2 separate regions of the Homo sapiens genome follow, and region 2 is linked to region 1. A link is an interaction called in ENCODE POLR2A ChIA-PET data of the cell type or tissue named here. Cell type or tissue: HepG2. All regions are shown on one strand. Each heading gives the region's core, and the rest is flanking DNA. Links, peaks and the distances in the headings are about the cores only. Region 1 holds the start of LOC107985383 (a long non-coding RNA gene). Region 2 holds the start of LINC00261 (long intergenic non-protein coding RNA 261).

Region 1 (11,733 bases), core at 2,748-7,747:
AGGAGCTTCCACAGGTTAGGATCATTTCCAGCTAGGGGTCGGTTTATGATTTTCTTTGCATTAAACACCATTCTTGCTGGCTTTCTGCAGCTGGCTCTTTCTCCTCCTTAAAAGTCTAGCTCACATGTTATTTCCTCAAATCGCTCCTTCCTGATCATTCTCTGCAGTTAGAATTTGGCTTGGCCACCAGTTCGTTTAAGGCAATATTGTATCCATCTCATTCTCTGTAATGTGTCTGTGCTTCTCACAATCTGTGGAATGTGGAGGACACTCAGTGTGCATACTGGATGAACATGCCTTTATGGGTGTGTCAGAGACTTTCCCAGTGTGGATAAGATGATTTCATATGGATACCTTGCTAGCAGCCCCATGAGGTGACAATGACTCTAAGACGACTTGTTAGAACTGCCATTTCAATGGCTAGAGTTTTAATTACTTTTGGATCTTTTGAAAAACAGTAAAATCTTAAAAGGAAATATCAAAATGCAACTGGGGAAGGATAAGAAATGACCCTGGGGAGGGTGGCAGGAAGCACAAGCTGTCCCAGAGGAAGAGTCCTGGAAACCAGCCAGCAGAGCCCCCACCAGCAATACTGTCAGCCTTTCTCCAGGGCTTCTCTGTGCCGACCAATTTGGCAAGAACCTCTTACACATCATCATTTTGTTCTTCACTTATTCCCAAAACATAGAGAGATTCTTTTTCTGATGAGAAGATAATTCCTAGCACACAACAGGCACACCATAACCTTATTTTGACTGAATGCGTGGAGGCATCCCACGTCCACTCTTAAGGAGAGGAGATCGCTGGAGAGTTCCAAGATTCCAGGCAGAGCTCAGCAGTGTTGAGATCACAGTGTGGGGTCTGACACTTTTTGTTGCAGTTTCCTTGTCTGAAAAATGTGGAAAACATATTTTATAAAGATTGCTGGAGAATCCATTCATTCGCTCAACTAATTCCTTACTGAGTCCAGTGCTAGGGCTGAGACCACAGCATTGAGCAAGTAGACAGTGTGCCATGTGCATGGAACAAAGGAAGCAGAGAGGCACAGGCATGGCAGCTGATAGACATCCCCTTCTTTCCTTCTAGGCCTGTGATTCTCACCAGAAGAGGGTGCCTTGGAGTAGGTTGAGCCCACTGGAAGGAAGCACAGGAGGTAAAGTGAGTGCATCTTCAATGTGATGCTACCCTAGGAAAATGCCATGGTGCTGCTGAACTACGACAGTGATAACAAATGCTGCAGTGGGAACCCAGAGACCTCAGAGAAGAGCGATGAGGGCTTCCGGGGGAACACAAGAGCTGTTGAATGGAGTGAGCCATCAGGGGACCCGTAGTGGGCAGCTCTCAGGCTCCTGAGGGATTGGTGCCTTGTTCAGGTGCATGCACACACACAATCTCAAACACACATACACAGTCTCATGCAATAGTGTACTACTACAGAGAAAACCTGCTGTATAAATATTTCTCAGTAATGAATTTCCGCAAAAGCATGAAACTCTTTATGTTCATGGAAAATTCTAGAAAAACTCCTTGCAGGGTGCAAAAGATCTAAAACAGTGTTTGCAAACTGTTGCACACAGCACAAATGTGGCTATGAGTTAATATATATTGCTAATTACATTTTCAAAGATTCCCTGAAGAATACATTGAAATTATACTGTATACAAAAGCCTCCATTCAGAGATACCAATGCACATTAGAATATTCATTAAAACAAAAAATACTTGCAATGAGAATCTGATTCATTCTCTTCCAACTTTCCTAGACGATTCTGTTCCTCACACCCTTTGTGTTTTGCGGGGAAGGGCTAACATGTATCAGCAACCATGAGAAAGAGTGTCCTGTGAAGATAAATTGGGAAACACTGATCTAGAATAATGTTTCACCTTCTGTGAGTTCTAGTACAGAGAAAGCAAGTAAATATATTGATGATAATGGAACTAAGATTTATAAATGTCCAAGAAAAGAGCCACAACTATAGAAAGGAGGGGACTGGAAAGAATCTCATTGCATTGGGTTTGGTGTCAATATTAACTCAGAGTTTTTAATACGTAAATAGGTAATAGAACAATAGCTATCTACACGTGGGTAAGTTTCTGTGTGTATTTTGTAGCACTGACCAACAGACAAGGCCAAGAACAAGGTTCCTCTACTTCTGCACTGTGGCCATGTGAGACCTAGGAAATGTCCTATGCATTGCAGAATGTTGATCAGCATCCCTGCCCTCTCTCCCTAAATGCCAGTAGCACCTGCCTTACAAATTGGAACAACCAAACACATCCCTAGACATTACCAAATGTGCCCTGGGAAGCAAAATTGCCCCAGGTTGAGAATCTCTGACTGAGGCCTCACGGCATTCCAGGAGTGGTGAGTACAGGCAGCACGCGGGAATTGCTTTCTGCATTCACTGCAGATTCCAACCACTGATTTTCACCTTGGATCAGAGAAAGTAAAACATAAATCTAGGACTTCTTGTTATATCAGAAAGTAAGGATAAGCTCAAATAATGATGGAAATATGTCAAGAGGACACAGGAAGCAGCTTAAAGGGGCTCCCACTAGCCTATTCTGAGATAATTTTAACATTCTAATAAACAAGAGCAATACATTCTAACTCACTGAGTAAAATAAGAAACCATGAGTGGGATAGATCTATAGCAAAATAGATGACTAACAGATAGATGGATAGGTAGGTAAAAGAGAAAAGTGTTTCCTTGCAGTAGAATGAATGCCATTTATAAGTATGTTTTAAAAACGAAGTTAGGAATACAATTTGAAAGCAATCATAATAACAATTGATTCGAAGAGGAATTATTATTGTATGCTAAAGCTAGAAAGCAAAAGTGAAAACTTTATAAGTAAGACATAAATACATATTTCAAAGTATTGCTCAGTGAAATAATTCCTAATTATAAAGGAGAGAAGAGTAAACCATACTGTGGAGAGATCTGTCAGATACCATCTGAACCTAGAGATCAAAGTTAGTGTCTGTCAGCCATGGGACAGCGATGTTATGGCCTCCTGGTAGGAGGTACTGAGGGACACAAGATCACATCTACAATTCTTCTCTGAAAATCTGCATAGCCTGAATCTCATCCATTGACAAAGCCCAGTTGAGGACATTCCATGAAATCGCCAGTTATCTTCAAAAATGACAAGATTACAAAGATAAGAAAGACTGAGAAACGGTTTCAGATCAGAGGAGACTGAGGCGGCCTGACAATGACACACAGTTGATGAATTGCATGGATGACAGATTAGACGACAATGTGGACCCATGCTAGTGCTGTGATTCCTCTCACTGCACTGAGGCTGTGCTGGAGAATGTCCTTGGCCTTAGGGGACACAGATGAGAATGTCTAGGGACAAAAGGAGTCACACCTGCAGCTTGCTCTGAAATGGCTCAGGAAAAGCTGTAACAGTGCATACACATATAGAAAGAGGGAAAAGCGCGCGAGACACAATGTGAGGAGTGGGAGGGTCTGGGTGTGTACAGGAGCTCTTTATATTACTCTTGCTGCTTTTTGTAAGTTTGAAGTCACTTCAAAACTACAATAAAAAAGTTTATTATTACTTCTTTTCTAATAAATATAGAAAAATAAAATTGCTTCATTTTTTCTATATTTATTAATGGCATTCTTTTTACTCCAAGGAAGAACTTTTCTCCTTTATCTGTATCTATCTTTCCATCTCTCTATTTGTTAATCATCTATTTATCCACAGATCTAGAAGATTCATGGTTTCTTATTTTATTCAATGAATTGTAATCTATTACTATCATTTATTTGAATGTTTAAATTTTCTCAGAGTTGACTAGTAGAGCCCCTTTAAGCTGCTTCCTGTGTCCTCCTGACATACTTCCATCATCTTTTTATCTTTTACAAAAAATTAAAAATTAAAAATACAGCAAAGTGCTGCCTCAGCACTGAGACCCCAGCCCCACCCAGCACACACAGGCCTGTGTGCTCAGCTTGTTGGAAAGTCCCGGCTCATGCTTCCCATCCTAGCATGGACTTCCAGCCAAGCCACAGTACCATGAAGCTACAGGCCAGCTGGTTACTACGGATGTGTTTCACCAGCGTCCACACCCTGTACTGTTCCTTGGAGCAGAGAAACGGGGTGTGAGACGGCAGGGACTAGGGCACTGAAGAGAATGCATGGGCAGAGACTGAGGAAGGAGCTCCCTCTGCTTCCCCCAGATGTGTTGCCTCACAAGGGACAGCCACGTTCCCCACCACTCACTCTACCTGCACCTCCCTCTGCAGCACAGGGGGGTCACTACTGTTTCACAGCCTCCTTCTTCTGTTTCCTCCTGGGTTTTCACCATAAGCCCCCTCTCCCACATGCACACCCCCACCAGGATGGGCCTGTGAGTCTGGTACCACATTGCCAGCAATGGATAGAGGTGGGAATGGAGGTAGAAAGGGGTAAGTTCTTCATCCAGAGTAACACAGTAATCAACAGATCACAAACTATAGGCCTAAAAAGGACTCTCGGAAGCCATGGCCTTTGACCTGCTCATTTTATAGAGAAGAAAGAGAGAGGTCCTGAAAAGGGAGCTGTCCACACTTGGAGGACTCCTGAGAAGCCAACACTTCCCAGAAAAATCCCAGGATGGAACAAAGGAGACAGAGAAAAGTCAGCCTAGGTAGTAGTTCAGCCAACCACTGCCAGCACGAAATCCACCTGCTTCCTGGGCGCATATATGCCATGTCACAACAGTGTTTTTCCAAGATTCATGGGGGTGTGACAAGATGGATGGACAGCTGGCTCCCTCGCTGGAACTAAAGTATACATCCATGCCCTGTGCCATGCAGCTAGCAGCGCCTCTTTCCAGAAAATGCAGAGTAGACCCCCATTGCCATTGTGCATGGTCATGGGTCTTGCTTGGCCTATAGGATGTTAACACATGGGACAAGCGCAGAGACCTTAACCCTGCGTGTGTGAGAGGCTGGTCCTCCTGCTCCCGTCTGAGCCTCCATGAGAAGAACCTGGCCCAGACAGGCACCACCCCTTCAGCATGGACCCCAGCATGAAGACACAAGCCAAGCCAGCACCAGACCCACTGACCCCCAGCCCATGTGCAGGCGGCAGAGCATGACAGGTATAGCTTGTTGCTGTCAGCCCCCGAGATGCTAAGGTTTTTCCTAGGGAACAGCAGCTGACTAATGCATGAGTTATCCCATTTTCCATGGTGCATCTTCTCCACTCTTATTCCAAGTGAACCCTTGGCTGCCCCCATAACAATCTGTGTTCCGTAACAAGTACTAAAGATGGTTGTTACAAGGACTAGAAACAAGAGCTTTAAATATTTCCTTCTGGTCCTTCGCGGTGGCTCACGCCTGTAATCCCAGCACTTTGGGAGGCAGAGGTGGAAGAATGGCTTGAGCCCAGGAGTTTGAGATCAGCCTGGGCAACATAGCAAGACATTGTTTCTACTAAAAATTTAAAAAATTAGTGCAGCATGGTAGTGCACACCTCTAGTTCCAGCTACTAGAAAGGCTGAGGTGGGAGGATCACTTAAGTCTGGGAGGTCAAAGCTGCAGTGAGACGTGATTGTGCCACTGCACTGCAGCCCAGGAGGCAGAGCGAGCCCCTGTCTCCAAATAAATAAATAGTCTCCTTTTGGCAAATCCTAACAGCTACCCATCTCTCGGATTCAGAGGACAGCATTTAACTCTCTTCAGGCAGATGAATACCTGTGCTTTTGTCCTCTGTCTGCTATCCTCAGCCCTCCGCTTCCTCAGCTCTGCTCATCAAACACTCTTTGTTTTATGAATGATGTATTGCCCAATTCTAGCCTCTAAACCAAAGCCAATAAAGACCTTTAAACGGGATGTGTTGTAATCTTTTCTTCTGACACCTTGTAGGTATGGATATGACTTGGGGACTTTGTCCAAGGTCTCCAGCACACACAGGGAGCTATTGTCCTCACATATCCCAAGAGACTTCTGGTGTTGCTTTAAGTGGACTATTTTATTCTCTTCAGAGGACCTAAGCATTTAGGAGAAACAAGATGGGGAAAAGAAGGTGAGTTCAAAATTAAAACCAAGAAAAAAAGTTGATTTTTACCATGACCGCAAACACAAGAATCCCACAGCAGGGCTGTTGCAGAGGAGTGTTTAAAGTCCCCATTTAAAATCATATAATGTGTAAACCAGATCAGAGATAACTGAAATTAAAATGAAATTGCAAATCAGAAGTACACCCTTCTCAGCTCTACTTACTTCCTTCTCTGGGCCTCCAGTGTCCAATGTCATTGGAGGGTCCCTCCACAATTGCAACTGTCCGGGATGAACAGAGATGGGCAGGAGACTCGCTTCCCACGGTTCCAATGCCTGAGAGACCACAGAAAAATAGCCAGAGCAGTGTGGGCTATGTGAGGTGTGCAAAACCTATCAGGCCCAGAGAGACGTGAGTGTGGGACTTTAGTCATGTCCTTCCTACGCATGGCTGGGGGCAATTGTTTAAAGGCATTCTATTCCTGATGACCTGTCTCACCCATTATCTTCCCCATCCTGGAAAAATGTATAGCCAATTTACAGCATATGTTATCTTAATGTAAATTCTTGGTAAACAATTTAGAAATGGCCTTTTTTTCTTTAAAAACTCACTTGCAACTGCTGCTAATTGGAGCATATCTTCAGGGCAACTTTAATCTATGCAACCAAGTTGCAGTTTTTACATTTGGGCCATATAACCATTCTACTTGTATTAATTTTGCCTGAGTTTTTTCTTTTCCATCCCCACCTTTGGCTTGTCAGGGGTGATGTAATCATAACTCTCCGTGAGGCTGAGCCACAGCTGGAGTCGAATTTGATCACGTGGAAGGATCAAGTTCTGGGTTCATATCAGGTCTCAGGGCAGCCAATTCTAAGAAGTCCTGAATTCCGGAGGCCCTGTGAAGCCTCTTTCCATCCAGCTCGCAATGGAGACAAATCTCAAAGCTTCCATAGTTTTCCTAAGCCCTTATCTTGTTCAGTTTCTTCATTCCCACAATCCAAGCTCGTCTGAGGACTTGCTTTGCCCAAGCCTAAGATTCAGACGTTTATATAAGGACAGGCAGGAAGCCAGAGGCCAGAGAATGGAGGAGGGCAGGCCAGGTGGAAAAGGCCATGTAAAAGTGGCCTCTCCCCCAGCTGGGGGCACAGCCCACACTGAGAAAGCCCAGCCCAGCTGGACTTTTATGAGGGTATGTATGTCTCTGTGTGTGTATGAGTATGTCTGTGTGTGTGTCTGTGTGTGTGTGTTTATGTGTATATGTGCATATGTGTATGTATGTCTGTATGTGTGTATGCCTGTGTGTGTATGAGTGTGTGTATATGTATGTGTCTGTATCTGTGGGTCTGTGTGTGTATGTGTGTGCACGTGTGTATGTATGTGTATGTGTGTGTGTGTGTGTGCATGTGTATACATATGTGTGTGTGAATGTGTCTATATATGTGTGTGTTTGTATGTCTGTGTGTAGATGAGTGTATGAGTGTATGTGTGCATGTGTGTGTGTGTATGTATTTGTGTGTATGTCTGTATGTGTATGTCTATGTGTGTGTGATGGTTAATATTGAGTGTCAACTTGATTGGATTGAAGGATGCAAAGTACTGTTCTTGGGTGTGTCTGTAAGGGTGTTGCCAAAGGAGATTAACATTTCAGTGGGTGGACTGGGAAAGGCAGACCCACCCTTAATCTGGGTGGGCACCATCTAATCAGCTGCCAGCGAGACCAGAATAAAAGCAGGCAGAAGAATGTGGAAAGACTAGACTGACTTAGCCTCCTGGCCTACATCTTTCTCCTGTGCTGGATGTTTCCTGCCCTCAAACATCGGACCCAAAGTTCTTCAGCTTTGGGACCCTTGGACCTTTGGCCACAGACTTAAGTCTGCAGTCGGCTCCCCTACTTTTGAGGTTTTGGGACTCAAACTGGCTTCCTTACTCCTCAACTTGCAGATGGCCTATTGTGGGACCTCGCCTTGTGATCGTGTGAGTCAATTCTCCTTAATAAACTCCCCTTTAGATACACATCTAGCCTATTAGTTCTGTCCCTCTAGAGAACCCTAATACAGTGTGTATGTATGTGGTTTGTGTATGCGTGTATATACGTGTATGTGTGTGTCTGTGTGTATGTCTGTGTGTGTGTGTGTCTGTGTGTGTGTCTGTGTGTGGCAGGCCAGGTCTCACTAACGGCTGAACAGGCAGGCCTCTGTAACAACTGTTTCAGCACTGACTAAGTGGTTAAGTTAAATATTAAAAGCCTAGAGAGCCAGTCCCCTTATACAAAGGCTGGAATGTAACAAAAGCCCAAGAGTTTTGCCCAGGCCTTTCCTGGGCCTTGAAGTATGACAAGATAACGAAGGAATTCTCAACAGGACCCATTTAAGATTAAACAAGTTTTTACTGGGGTCTGAAGAAACTCCGCAGACCTCCACAAACAAGTTTGCTGGGGTCTGAAGGAACTCCCCAAACCTCCATGATTTAGCAGGAGATAAAATAAGGGTAATCACCCCAGCACCTGGACCCAGCTAGATTAAGTAAATTTACTGAGGCGCCAAAGGAAGGTCTTCAGGACTCAGACCTCAGTTATAGATTAGAAGAAGTTAATCACTTATGTCTTTAAGTGATTGCACACTTACATGTAGACATACAGCTTAGAAGTTATATAAGCTCTGGAAAACTTTGTGATTTTGAGTTGGTCTGGCGATATTTTCCTTGCCTTCTTTCTCCCCGTACCTGGTTACAGAAATAAACTCTATTCTTTCTCAGTTCATCTGCATCTCGTTATTGGGCTGAGAGAATAAGTAGCTCCACCCTTGGCTTGACCTGGAAACGTGTGTGTGTGTGTGTGTGTGTGTGTGTGCATATGTCTGTGTGTATGTGTCTGTGTGTATATGTGTATGTGTCTGTGTGTCTCTCTGTGTGTGTGTGGCCTTAACTCCATGCCCAAACACCATTTCCTAAACTACTAACTCTAACAGGGCTGTAGGAAGTTCCAGAAATTCCTTCAATTACTCATCAAGCAATGGAGCCATTTTGTGTTGTATTCTGGCATTAAAGGTGTTAGCCTCTTAATTTTTATTTTTACACAACTAAGTTCCAGGTAAAATTTTTATTTTCACACAAGTTCCAGTAAGTGGTAATTAACTGTTCGCCTTCATGACAAGATCATTTGGCCCACGCTGCTTGTACTATTAATGCAATCCTTGCACCAAAGTGATGAGTTGGAAAGGTAAAACTTGCAATAAGTGCCAGGGTACTCTCCTCTTCTGTTTTATTTGTCAGCTTTAAAATCCTTGGGCATTTCTGTGGCATCTATTTGTCAATGTCAGTGAGCAGTTAAGTTTCCCTAGAAGATACCTGATCACACATCAGAGAATGTTATGATGATGTGATTGGTTGGTATGCCCGATACTATCTGCAGAGGAAATCCTGATTAATTAATTATCAGGATGCCCAGCAGCTAACTTGGGGGTATTCATGATCTTCTGTTAATGAAAGCACACTATGGCTAACCTTTGAAGACACAGATTCTCCTTGCACAGCTACCCTCTTGGACTTAGTATATCTGGGTCTCAAGCAGACAGAGCCACGCCTTGCTGGACATAAGACATCCAGCAAAGTAATACTTCATTGGAAAAGATACTTATTAGGTTATGTAATACACACTCAAATAATGCTCTAGGAATCACACACCAAATGACATGAAGTTGTGTTCTAAATATACTTATGATGGCAGTAATGTTATTTTATTATGCTAAAAATTATTGAGAATCCCAGAAGTTCCTGAATCAGCAGTTAGGAATCGAAAAAGAAAGGAAATTAATCAGTGCTGTCTTTTATACCTGTAATGGGATTTTTTTTAAAGGTGAGAAGCATGGTACATTCCAGGGTGCTTGACAACAAATAAATAAAACCAAGCCTAATTGACTTAGGAGAAAAAAAGATTCATTTGAAAAGAAGCGAGGTGGTTCACAAACCTATGGGAACCTAGATAACGAGGCTTGGCAAGTGAGCGCAGACTGAGTGGGCATGCCGCTGCAGCAGGACCAAGGTCACACCTCACACCTCCCTGGTGAGCAAGCTGCAGCCCTGCCACCTAGCGCCATGGGTGAGGGACAGCTCTCAGGCCCTCCAACACCACAGCCTTGCACGTGGACATGGCATTTCCCCTCTCCTAGCCCACTGTCCCGTCTCTTTATGTAATCCATTCCCAATTTAAAATCCAGAATTGGAATATCTGATTGGTTGACCCGAAGATAGGTGTCATGCCCTACCTTCTGGGACCAGGAAGACAAGGCGTCTGGCTTCTTCAGCTTCCGTACAGGGGAAGCTCTGACTTTTTCCACAACATGCAAAAGGGGGGATCTCAAAGAAGAAGCCCGTTTAGACATGACTTGGCCCCCCAAAATTAAACATTAAAGCTGCAAATGTCCAGTCCAGAAAATTAAAGTAAAATGTTACATTTGGCTAAGGATCTAAAATATTAAAGATTCCTTCACAAGCGTAAGTTTGTAGAAAGGTCACTGGGCTGCTGTGAAAGGGTTGTTTTTTCTCAATGTATTTCCAAGAGATAACTAGGACGGCACCTTTAAAATAACTGGAGGCTTCAGAGTCATTAGTAATTCTAAGGCATTACTTTCGTGCTATCATACGAAACATAGGCACACATTCTGTGTTGTGGAGTAGCCGAATAGATTATTCACTTCTGCTTGTTAAGGGTTGCAGCTAACATGTAACTGGACATTTCGCCCACTAGAACTCAACTGTAGCCATGTATTCCCATTTACCGTACCTGTTAATGCCGGGTAGCCAAGCAAGAAAACTAGTAAATCTCCCAACGGGAAGCACTCCAGACCTCAGGGGCTGAGGGAAGAGCTGACTCAGCACCAGCAGTGCCGCTGCTCAGCCTGGTGCCTGCCCTCCACAGCCCTGACCTCAGAGCGGTCCCCAGACCAGCAACATCAGCATCCCTGGGAGCATCAGAAATGCAGAGCTCAGGCCCGCCCCGGAGCTACCGAATCAGAACCTCCATTTTACACACCCCTCAGCTCAGAGCTTGTTTCTCCCTGGATTCCATGGCCCTGTGCTGCTGGCAGCCCGGGGTTAGGGCATTTCGTTGTCACCTGGCGACGGTGAAGCCTGGTTTCCTCCAGAGAGATTGTGAGTACATGGGACTCCACATAGCGTTTTTCCCTGAGTTACATAATTTCCCCTCCCCTTCTGTGGGATTTATCTCCAAAGAAGCCCTCCAGGGCCAAGTGGCCAAAGGGAGGGGAAGTGCCTGCCCTTGCTTGGGGAGCTCCCAGCCCCTCCCGGGGAGGCCTTTCTGCCGAACTCCGAACTCCGAGTTGTAGGACCTCTCTCCTGCTGGTGCCCTCCTCCGCCCAGACTGCCCAGCCGCTGGTGAGCACAGGGCAGGGCCTGCCCACCCTCGGCCGGTCCTTCGCGTGCTCCAGGCTTGGCAGGGGGAAGTGAAAGAGGGAAGGAAAAGAACTGAACTTCCTCCCGAGGGGTGGGAGAGGTCTGGCCCTTTTCCAGTCTCTCAGTGAGGAAGTGAAAAGAAGGCAACACCGGCCCTCTCAATGCAGCCCAGGAAGCGAGGGGGCTGAGGGAACCCCTCCAGTCCTCAGGGGGAGCCCTGCCTGACGGGCTGGCATCCCTGCAGCCCCAGCAGCCAAGTCCGGATCACCTATGTGGGGGTGCGGGGGTGGGTGTCAGGCTGGGCACCAAATGGGCGTGCGTGGGG
Region 2 (11,733 bases), core at 2,489-7,488, 1.1 Mb after region 1:
GAGGGGGTGGGGAGCTGAGGAGGAGAAGATGGGTAGGAGTTGGGGGCTGAAGTGGAGGCAGAGTCAAAGACTAGTGGACAAAGAGAAAGAAAGTTTTTGCCTGCAAAGCTCAGCCGCGTGTGGTTCAGGTCTCGGTTCTTTCCCTATTGCCCCGTTCAGTGCCTCCAGCCGCCCCCGCACTCCGCACAGGCACTGCCTTGCAGTTTCCCTGGGACAAGGGAGGGGGTCCCTGGAGGGAGACCGGACAGAGGGGGCCCGGGACAGTCTTCGCTGGAGGCAGCCCGAGGCGCCCCGCGCGTTGTCCCGCAGGTTGCTTGCTGCGACCGGAGGTGGCGTCCGGGGACTTCGGGCCTCGGCGCCAGCTCAGTATGCTGGTGGGAGAGTTTGGGGAGACTCTGGGGTAGGGGAATGTATTTGGGGTGCTGGCTTGGGAGTACTCCATGGGACCCCTGTTCTAGAATCTGGGCGAGGTGGAGAAGGGCTAGGAACGGGCCACATGCCCAAGCAGCAATCCGCTCGCCACCTTCCCAAGGGCGATCGATCATGACTCTCCCTGAATGAAACAGACTCGGAGTCCGGAGACTGGGCCATCGGGGACGAAAGGGCTCCCCGGAGGCCTCCCCGGACGCGGAGGCCTGGGCGGTGGGTGGGAGGTCTGGGCACCCTCCAGCCGCGGTGCTAACGCTGTCGCCTCCCTCCCGGGGCTCTGTCCGCAGGGCTACTCCTCCGTGAGCAACATGAACGCCGGCCTGGGGATGAACGGCATGAACACGTACATGAGCATGTCGGCGGCCGCCATGGGCAGCGGCTCGGGCAACATGAGCGCGGGCTCCATGAACATGTCGTCGTACGTGGGCGCTGGCATGAGCCCGTCCCTGGCGGGGATGTCCCCCGGCGCGGGCGCCATGGCGGGCATGGGCGGCTCGGCCGGGGCGGCCGGCGTGGCGGGCATGGGGCCGCACTTGAGTCCCAGCCTGAGCCCGCTCGGGGGGCAGGCGGCCGGGGCCATGGGCGGCCTGGCCCCCTACGCCAACATGAACTCCATGAGCCCCATGTACGGGCAGGCGGGCCTGAGCCGCGCCCGCGACCCCAAGACCTACAGGCGCAGCTACACGCACGCAAAGCCGCCCTACTCGTACATCTCGCTCATCACCATGGCCATCCAGCAGAGCCCCAACAAGATGCTGACGCTGAGCGAGATCTACCAGTGGATCATGGACCTCTTCCCCTTCTACCGGCAGAACCAGCAGCGCTGGCAGAACTCCATCCGCCACTCGCTCTCCTTCAACGACTGTTTCCTGAAGGTGCCCCGCTCGCCCGACAAGCCCGGCAAGGGCTCCTTCTGGACCCTGCACCCTGACTCGGGCAACATGTTCGAGAACGGCTGCTACCTGCGCCGCCAGAAGCGCTTCAAGTGCGAGAAGCAGCTGGCGCTGAAGGAGGCCGCAGGCGCCGCCGGCAGCGGCAAGAAGGCGGCCGCCGGAGCCCAGGCCTCACAGGCTCAACTCGGGGAGGCCGCCGGGCCGGCCTCCGAGACTCCGGCGGGCACCGAGTCGCCTCACTCGAGCGCCTCCCCGTGCCAGGAGCACAAGCGAGGGGGCCTGGGAGAGCTGAAGGGGACGCCGGCTGCGGCGCTGAGCCCCCCAGAGCCGGCGCCCTCTCCCGGGCAGCAGCAGCAGGCCGCGGCCCACCTGCTGGGCCCGCCCCACCACCCGGGCCTGCCGCCTGAGGCCCACCTGAAGCCGGAACACCACTACGCCTTCAACCACCCGTTCTCCATCAACAACCTCATGTCCTCGGAGCAGCAGCACCACCACAGCCACCACCACCACCAACCCCACAAAATGGACCTCAAGGCCTACGAACAGGTGATGCACTACCCCGGCTACGGTTCCCCCATGCCTGGCAGCTTGGCCATGGGCCCGGTCACGAACAAAACGGGCCTGGACGCCTCGCCCCTGGCCGCAGATACCTCCTACTACCAGGGGGTGTACTCCCGGCCCATTATGAACTCCTCTTAAGAAGACGACGGCTTCAGGCCCGGCTAACTCTGGCACCCCGGATCGAGGACAAGTGAGAGAGCAAGTGGGGGTCGAGACTTTGGGGAGACGGTGTTGCAGAGACGCAAGGGAGAAGAAATCCATAACACCCCCACCCCAACACCCCCAAGACAGCAGTCTTCTTCACCCGCTGCAGCCGTTCCGTCCCAAACAGAGGGCCACACAGATACCCCACGTTCTATATAAGGAGGAAAACGGGAAAGAATATAAAGTTAAAAAAAAGCCTCCGGTTTCCACTACTGTGTAGACTCCTGCTTCTTCAAGCACCTGCAGATTCTGATTTTTTTGTTGTTGTTGTTCTCCTCCATTGCTGTTGTTGCAGGGAAGTCTTACTTAAAAAAAAAAAAAAATTTTGTGAGTGACTCGGTGTAAAACCATGTAGTTTTAACAGAACCAGAGGGTTGTACTATTGTTTAAAAACAGGAAAAAAAATAATGTAAGGGTCTGTTGTAAATGACCAAGAAAAAGAAAAAAAAAGCATTCCCAATCTTGACACGGTGAAATCCAGGTCTCGGGTCCGATTAATTTATGGTTTCTGCGTGCTTTATTTATGGCTTATAAATGTGTATTCTGGCTGCAAGGGCCAGAGTTCCACAAATCTATATTAAAGTGTTATACCCGGTTTTATCCCTTGAATCTTTTCTTCCAGATTTTTCTTTTCTTTACTTGGCTTACAAAATATACAGGCTTGGAAATTATTTCAAGAAGGAGGGAGGGATACCCTGTCTGGTTGCAGGTTGTATTTTATTTTGGCCCAGGGAGTGTTGCTGTTTTCCCAACATTTTATTAATAAAATTTTCAGACATACCAAAATTGAATGAATTTTACAGTAGGCACACAGGGACCTGCTCCCGAGATTCTGCAATTAACATTTCATTATACTTGCTTTATCACATACTTGTCCATCTATCTTCACCTCCACTGGTCAATCCATCTTATTTCTCTAAATCCACTTCAAATTTGCAGATACCAGTACACATCCCCCTAAACACTAAAGCAAGCACATTATTAAATGGAACTTGTATGGTTTATGGTTACTTTTTGAATTTGGGGGTTAACTTTACACACAATGAAATACACAGATCCCAGGAAGACCATTCCAGCAGGTTTATTTTTAAAGCCAGTAGAAGATCACTCTCCACATATCACAATTTTCCACCTTGGCTGTTTGAATGTGCCCTGTTGTTGTGGTCTCTTGGGCCCCACAGCTTGCTTCTCTTGGGGGAAGCCTCAATTTCACATGTTTTTGCTGTACTTCTGATCTTGGGCCTCCCTTCAGGTCAATGAGCCTGGATCAAACTTGCAAATTTGTGGTGCAGCACTTTGCCTGTTCACCACTGTGAACAGTGGTGGAATTGGGACTCTGCCTGGATCTTCCAGCCTCCTCTGTACACAGGGTGCCACCCTTTCCCACCCTTCTCCCTGGAGCAGGTATTGTGCACAACCATGGCAGACCTTTCTAACCCAGAAAGACCTTACTAACCCAGAAATGGCGAGACACTTGGTGTAGGGAAACATTTAGAAGATCTTCTCCTGGAATTGGTTTGAAAGGGTAAGTCAGGGTAACAATCCAAGTCTGTTTTTTAAAAATAGGGTATATTTGGGAGTGAGGAGGAGGTAAGGGGTGTCTGGCCAATGGACCATGACAGTAGTGAAGATGCCACTGTCGGCAAATTTGCTCCCCATCTCCCTCCAAAACTCAAGGCTCTTGCAAATCTTCTTGTAAGTTAGGTGAGGTTGGCAATCCAGGTTTGCAGGGTCCAGGGGTTATGCAGGTATTTTGTGAGCCTTCAAGGACTCTAAAAGTATAACGAAAAATCCCAGAGTGAATTCTTATACACCATGCTGCCTCTCCCCCCAGACGACCTCGCTGGCCTAAAAGGACGGCCAACGGCAGTGAAAACCAAGGCCGACAGCGCAAAGGGGAGTCTGGTGTTGGTTTTGCCCAGGACATCTGCTGGCTGGGCGAGGGCAGGATCAGTGTCGTCGCGGGTCAGGCAGACTTGGGAGCCACTCCCGCGCGCAGTGGCTTGCGGTGGGTAAAAACACTCCGAAAGCCTGGAGGCTAGGACTTTTTGCCTCAGGTTTCTAAGCTCAGGCTCCTTTTTTCAAGATTAGATCTTTGGGCTTCTTGACCATCCTAACCTGGAGTGTTCCAGCTACGCCCCAGACCTGGAGACTGTCTTTGAGTGCTACCTTGCTGGGGTCTCTGCCACCCCATCCCCCACCCCGCCGCCTTCCCCAACAAGCCTGGCCTTCCCACGCGCTTGAGGGGGGTTTGGCATCGCCTCCGCCTCCCACCCGCCACTGCCCCCCTCCCGCCACCAAATCCCTTTCTTAACATGCCACATTGTCCCGAAGAACACAAGGAAGAGAAATTGGGGAGGGGGGGATCCGGAGGCCACAGCCAGCAATCAGGCCGTCTCTCCTCCTAGCAAGGACACACACGTCGTGAGCCCGGCCTGAAATGTGTTTCATTATCACATAAAAGGCTCCCGTGGCGAAGGAGCCGAGAGGCAGGGCCGGGGGCCGAGTGGGGGACAATGGAGGCTGAAAGCGCTGCCCTAACCTGCTATGTTTCGTATGGCACGCCCATTGTGCGAGGGTCGTTTTAAACTACTTAGCGCGCCCCCCTTCACTGATCCCGGCCGATAAGATATAGTTCTGTCCGAATACATAAAAAGGATGTCGGGGAGCAGGCGCTTTCGGAGGCTTTTCTGTGCTTCTTGTGTCTTTCACGCCCCCCTCCCGCTTAAATCCCTCCCCTAGCCCGGGTTCCGAGATAACGAGCTCACAAATCGCCACTGCGCGCTTTCCCCAACTCTACTCATTGTGGGGTGCAGAGACTCTCCCCCCTCCTTTTTTTCCTTTTTTCCCCACGCTTTCCGCGCGCCGGTTTAAGCAACCATGATCTGTGAATAAACAAAGTCTGTAAACAACCGAAAAAAACATTCTAGATCCGAATTCCAGGAGGGTAAACTTTCCATGCCACGTCACACTTCAGCAAATTTGCACAGATATTATATTGCCTCCCCCCTCCTTTATTATTCTTTTTTTTTTTTTTTTGCCAGGATCCCATTGTACTTAACTGAATTTTATAACGCTGATCGATATCTTGGTAAAATATTCATTTTTAAACTAGCGGGCAGTGAAATCTTTGCTTTGTGTGCTAAAGTCAACAGTCGCTTGGTTTGAGCTCAAATAAATGCGGGGATGCCTCGGCTCGGAGCAGTCGGCCTCCTCCCTCCGCGAGCTGGACGCTCCGCAGCCCGCCCGCCAGCCGGCCCGCCGGCCGCCGCAGGTAGGGAGCGCGCCCACCCGGGGACCGCGCCCGGCTCCCCTCCTCAGCGTCCGCACCCCACTCCTGTCCGCTCACCGCCCCTCCCCCAGCCAGTCCTTCTCCCTTCCAGGGCTCGGACGCCCGGGCGGGCTTGGCTGGTGGTAAGCTCAGCCAACTGAGACTCAAGGCGTTGGGTTTTTTTGCAGGGGGTTCGGAAAGTGCATGACTTGGAAGGATGAGGGGTCGTAGAGTTGCAAACTCAGACCGCTTAGGCTCTGAGCTCAGTTAGAGGAGTTTGGTAGGGCCCCGAGGAAGCCACACAGGCCCCTCGAGCGGCTCGGGTCTGGGGATTCGATCTGAGAGCAGCATGTTTCCAGAGAACAGTGGAGGGTGGGGTGTGGGGAACCCCCTTGGCCCCAGAATCTAGTGTGGGGGTCAGCAGAAAATGATGTGCGTGGTGCATGGGAGTTTGAAGAGGCTGAGGCCGGAGCATGGTGACGCCCTCCCCTTGGCGCGCAGGGGTTCGAGTCCAGTCTCAACTCTTTCTCGGACACAGGCAGGCCGAGGAGACGATGGGGATCGTCATCAAGCAGCAGCAGGGGAGGGGCCGCGCCTTTCTAAGAGGCGAGTGAACCTTAGCTCTGGCTGCAGGAAGCGGCTGGTGGCCTTTTGCGCACAGCCGTGCTTGGCGGCAGGCAGGTTGGGGAGCCTCTGGGGTTACGAGCTGGGTCCAGGAGAGAAAGTCAGAAAGCAGACGCAGGGCCATTTATCATCGCATTCTCCCTGCAACCCAGTCGCCGATTTCCCCCCTTCCACGGGCAGGAGCACGCTCGCGCGTGCCGGGCTTGCCCTCGGGAATTCCGGAGGACGCGAGTTTGTAGGACCCAACAGAACCAGCCGCGTCTTTCCGCCGCCTGCGGAAAGGCGTGGACCTCGGAAAAATAGTAGTTCTGCTGCTGCCCCTTGAAACCTCATAAAGTTGTATTTCCCCAGGTGTCTACCAGCGCCCCCCCCCAATCCCTGCCCCCACGCCAGATCCACATTCTCTCTGGGGTCTTTTCTTTAAACGCCTGGGTAGCAGGCACTGTGAGAGGCCCGTGCCTGGCTGGGTTACTTTGGGTCTTTGGTCTGATGCGACAGGGAACTGGCACATGGAAATTGCCCACCACCCCCGACCGGAAAGCTTTTCCCATCTGCGCCGCAGTCACCAGACTTCGAACCCAAGTGGGCAGAAATCTGTTTCGTTGTTCAGCAGGGTCAGTGTTATGTAGTCACCTTCCTGTGTGGGGACCCTTGGTGGCCCCTCCTCTCCTTCCCTGGTGCCTTGGGCTGTGCGCCCGTGTCCACCGCACCCGAAGCCTGCTGGGGAGCGCGCCCGCCGCCCTCCGAGCCCCGGCTCGCCTCGGGTGGCTGGTTATCTTCGCTGAACATGATGGGACGCCTGCAGGACACACGGCAAGGCTAATCGTTTTTAAATAATTAATGCCTCCCGTTCCGCTGGTAATGCGCGGCGTCGAATCCTTCAATTACTTGTCATTAGACGGGTGTCGCCCCACGGCCTTCCCTCGGGCCTTTGATGGCCCCGGGTCCCCTCGCCCAGGCCACTCCGCAACCTAATTCAAAGGTGCCGTGCCTTTGAGAGCCGGGTACGGAGTAGCCATGACCCTTAATTCAGTGCGAGTTTTGAAAGAAAGACCCTCGCTGAAGAGATGTAATCTTCCAAATGGCCAATTTAAACGCCCAATCTTTATCGCCCGCCTTCTCCCCAGCTTCATAAAGAGAAGCCGCTCCTCAATGCTTTGGGGGCCTTTTAATGTGGGAGGGGGGCGGGAAGAAGCAAGAGATAAGGCTCAATATGGCATAGAAGGAGGCGTTAGCCCTAGGAGGTACCTGAAGTTACCTGGGGGCAACGCGTTTTCTTCGGGGCAGTGCATGCTTCTACACATCCGGGGGTCTGGAGGTGGCCCTGGCTTGGAGGGAGGGGTGGCCGAGATGAGATCTGGAATGTGCAGACACCAGTTATGTTTCAAAAGAGCAGCAAGGCCTTTTCTGACTATGCACCTTCACCCCGCAAGAGAGCGCAGGAAAGGAAACATTTTCCTCCCAAACACCATGAACCTGGAGTTGCAAGCAGCCCGTTCTGGCTTATGTCCGCAAAGTCGTAGGCATCAAGTCCTGCCATACAGAATAGACCACCTCCACCCCCACGCACACCCTAGTGCCATTAGCTCCAGTTTGCTGTCCCTGCTGTAGCAAAAGAACAAGATTTCAGACCTGAAATCCTACTGGGTGGGGGACAGCATGGACACCAGCCCTGGAGGCAGCACCATGGCAACCAGGCCAGCCAGGGGTTGTCGAGTAAAATGTAAAACTTTGAAACATACAAACAGAAAAAAATAATCAATCCCCAAAATTTGCGACTTGACTTAATTACACTTCTTGCTCTTTCCTTCCCAGTCAAATGTTCTTTTTACAGTAAATAAAGACTCAAGGGTCTAGGGATCTTATCTTTATCTTTCCCCTTCTGAGCAAAAACAATGCACTGTATCTTCAACCTTCCTTAAATGCGAAGACATCTCCACTCTAGGCTTTATAGTTAACTTTAGATCAGAAATTTACTGTAGCCGCTATCCCCAGCTTTCCTCTGAGAAGAGGTAAAAGGAGATGGGGGATGGAGAGACAAGATAGTGAGAATCTATTTTAACAATGGATGGAAAAAGGATGAAGGCCTGTGACCCACACCCTACCCCCGCCAGGGTCCTGGGCTGTTCTTTAGGTCTTCAGCTCCACACACGTGGCCTTTCTAGAGCAAATCACCCTGATTGGGATTTTTTGAAAAATTCTTTTTTGATGAGAGGCACCGGATGTGGGCAGGATGTTACAGGCACCCCCAGAGACAAGCAAACAAAAATAGCGTTGAATGGATGAATGTCCTCAGCGGAGCTCAGCAGGGTCCCCAGCTCCCAGCAGGCCTCTTCTCCCTTTAACAAAACTCCCAGGGAGTTCCCTACCCTGGAGCACTCCAGGGGGTGCCTCGGAAGCCTAAATCCTGGGCCATCTTCCCCATTCTGTTCACAGCCTTCCTGCCCACTCTCTTATCCCTTTTCTCCTTTCTTCTCTAAAACAATCATGTGTGTCCCCAGTTGCCCCCTCCCGCTATTGTATTTGTTGATGACCTAACACGCTCACACCAAAAGCCACACACAGAAAACCAACAACGTGGGATGGGAGGAGAGACCAATTATGACTGAGGCTAACAAGCAGGGAACACCCAAGTTGAGGCCGGCTGTCTCCTGGGAGACTGATGGAGGCTTATTTTACAAGCTGTAATTCCGTGGCAGTCCCTCTTGCTAGACTGGAGGTGATGCCTATTCTCCCCTCCCCCTCAGTCCCTGCACCCTTGGGGCCTAGTCCAGATCATTTGTATCCTCTGCAGAAGAAGCTGCCACCTTGTGCTAAAGTACCACTCATGAAAAGGTAGAGAGGACAGGGAGTTTTTACAAGCATACCTTCACACCAGTGTGCTTATTTTTTACGTTAGTTGCTGTTTGTCAGAGCTCTGAGCTCACTGCCAACATTCACATGGACTGGTCAGATGTCATTGTCACCACTCCCCCCGCCCCCCGCAGGTTCACATTAAAAAGCATTGACTTACTTGTCCTCAATCTCTCTCTAAAGAAGGGGTGATATTTCACTGTTAGATAACACAACTGATAGCTGGGAGTGCTAAAAGAAGCAACAAATTAAGTTACATTCATTCATGCAAAGCTAGAGGTCTCACTTCCCACCAGGGCAAGTGCCTGGGGTTTAACCCTCTCTTGTTAATCAGAGGCAGCAATATTCCCAGCAGTGTCAGGAGATGATGCTGGCAATACTATACTTTCTTGACTTAAACATCATTAAATTTATTGAGAGAGAATATTTCAGCCTCACAAACATATGTGTAAGGGAAAAATACTGGCGTGTAATGCAGCATTATAACTTTGTGACGAGAATTGTTTACTGTTTTTTAGTTCTACTTGCTTATGTGGTTCAATCTCTGCTTCTTTAAATGGTTGGGTCCTAGTTTATTTTTTAATCAGTAAATCAGCTTTCCCATTGTTTCAATGATTTGAAAATAATAAGACACAGGTCCAAAAATAAGCAGGGATGTTTTTGAACTAGGGTTGGTAATGATCTGAGCAAATAAAAATAGGATTGCATGCATGTGAATTTTGACTTGGTATTTAATGAAAAATATAATCTCAATTTATTATTCCTTCTATTTTTATAAAGCAGAAGTAATTATATATTGAATTTTGTTGGGAAATTGTTGCTTACTGAAAGGAAAGCATATATATAATTCCTAACTTGAATTCATGAATGTTAAAAGTGCTTTATTTGAAAACATAAAACAATCTTTGGAAGTATTTGGAGGAGAGGGCTTGGAAGGCACTAAGGCCTGAGGTAGATAGCTGGATAATCGAAAAGGACAGATGATGATTAGATGACGTTTTCAGTGAAGGAATAGGGTGAGGTTCCAGGGCAGGAGCTGGGTTATAGAGAGCTTCATATGGAAATCAGAAGCATCTTTAGCAAAAAAGTCAAGATATCAACATGTGCACCCTTCAGTATAAAATATAAAGCTCTGATCAAGCTTTTTGCCTGCTTTACCTCCACAAACCCATTTTAAGTTTCAAATAAAGGAGATCAATTTCACTATATATTTTTCATTTGTTCTGTGATTCTGAGCTACATTAATTGGGGCAGTTCACACACAGAAAGAAGTTGTAACTTCAACAAATCTATCCCCTGCTAGTTGAGAAAATCCTCTCTAGAAAAGAGAGACTTTTCCTTCAGAAAAGTTAGTCAATTTATAGGCAGAAACTTTGTTTTACCATTTTAGTGTTTTCAGTGGCCTTCATGCTCCCATCCACGTCCTGCCCTCTCTTATTTTGAATGGAAACTCTAGTCAATCCAATCACAATTGAGTGGGGTTCTCCTAGGTGCCAGGAACCATGCAAGGTATCTTCCTGAACAGGATCTCTTTTAAGCTTCCCCACTTCCTGCTGGTGGAAATCATAATTTACAGGTAATGGTCTTGGGGCTGAGAGAAGTTAGGTAACTTGCTCCAATTTCACAGCGCAGCTTTGAGCTGGAGTCTTTCAACTCATATTCCCTCAACTTATTCTGGCTTCCCAGGACTCTGGGGCACAGACAATTCCTATTTCAATGAATTAGGAGGCCGGCCTTCACCAGAACTCCAGAATCTGGAAAATGAGTAGGGACATCTGAAGTGTTAGGGGGAGGCTGGAAAGAAACTGGAAGATCTCAGAAGAGCCAGGCTTTGGTACCCCCTGGAAGGATGGCACAAACCCCGTGGACTGTCCTAGAAGAGACGAGGATGGGTGATGTCTGGGATCAGGCTGGATTCTCATGCTGTCTTCTGGGGTAACAGTCAGAATTCTTATGTGGCCATGGTCCCTCGAAGTTGGGCAGAAGTTCATTCAGTCCTGGACCACGCTTTTCTCCCCACTGATGCTTCCAGGGCCAGCTAGCCAGTGCTGGAAAGTAGGAGGCAGCAAGCAGGCTCTTACATTGTGATTAGAAGGAGAAAATGCCAGACAAGAGAGAAAATGTCAGGGGCAGAGACTAAGGGCTGACATATAAGTTTAAAACAACCCACATAGCCAAATCATTTCTGAGCTACAGCCTGTCTGCCTTATTCCCTACCGAGGGATTCTGGGAGCAAGGGCTAGGAATGTCCTAAGAGGCTCTTGCCTCTGACCTCCCCCTGACCTGCACCTGGTGGCCTGACAACCCAGGTGACAGCATAGCTGGAATGCATACACCGCCCACAGCTGGTCCCCAGCACGCCCTGGCCCCAGCCCCCGCGGCAAGCCTCCCCCTCCCACCCCTCACATATATGCCAATGCAGATCTCCATAAACACCTGCCTCTGGGGTTTGCCCCTGAATAGGATGCTGGCCTAGGCACATCAACCTGCAGCCCTCAGGGAGGGAGGATGCTGCCCAGGACCCAGTAGGCCCATCGCATACAAGAGCACCACTCCAGCAGAGTGCATCTGAGTGTGCATGTGAACAGTTGCCAAGCTTGTGCCAGGCTCCGGGGACACAGAGTGGAAATGAGCACTAGACCTCCTCAAATCAGGGCTCAGGCTTGGCTTGGAGGTCTCCTTTACTTTTCAATATCCGGGAAGCTAAGTTCCCTGGCCTGTCCATTTTTAGTGGTGTGAGATTCCCTGCAGACTTAGCATCTTCCATTTCGGCATTTCAGAGACAGGCAGACAATTGGATTCTAAGGCCAGCTCCTCACGTGTTGGCATGTGTATGGCCAACTCTTGGAAGTGAACAGAGTTCTAGATAAAATTGTATTCTCACTCCAAACTGGACAA

The links. ChIA-PET counts read pairs that join two places held together with the same protein. Peaks named below come from ENCODE experiments on the same cell type or tissue, not always from the same donor. Only the 100,000 strongest peaks of a DNase experiment are listed, where the experiment ranks them.
Region 2: POLR2A ChIA-PET joins it to region 1 with 5 read pairs; 1 of 35 experiments calls an interaction of 5 or more read pairs at or near these places.

What each region holds. Positions count from the first base shown.
Region 1 is chr20:23,655,739-23,667,471 of GRCh38, reverse strand. LOC107985383 (a long non-coding RNA gene) reads right to left here and starts at 6,402. Exons shown (of 5, transcript XR_001754712.2): 1 at 6,224-6,402; 2 at 5,822-5,990; 3 at 1-1,134. LOC124904965 (a long non-coding RNA gene) reads left to right here and starts at 10,928. Exons shown (of 2, transcript XR_007067748.1): 1 at 10,928-11,147. RefSeq lists an enhancer at 9,541-10,040. In HepG2, for the core only: no CTCF peak of the experiment used is centred there; DNase peaks (open chromatin) are centred at 5,811, 6,441, 6,821, 7,074 and 1 weaker place; H3K4me3 peaks cover 1,877 bases.
Region 2 is chr20:22,572,138-22,583,870 of GRCh38, reverse strand. It overlaps FOXA2 (forkhead box A2), which reads left to right. Exons shown (of 2, transcript NM_021784.5): 2 at 717-2,873. The coding sequence ends at 2,021. LINC00261 (long intergenic non-protein coding RNA 261) reads left to right here and starts at 5,229. Exons shown (of 4, transcript NR_001558.3): 1 at 5,229-5,361. RefSeq lists enhancers at 694-1,266, 1,267-1,838, 3,515-4,470, 4,471-5,426, 5,427-6,382. In HepG2, for the core only: no CTCF peak of the experiment used is centred there; DNase peaks (open chromatin) are centred at 5,200, 5,960, 6,540 and 7,465; H3K4me3 peaks cover 3,030 bases.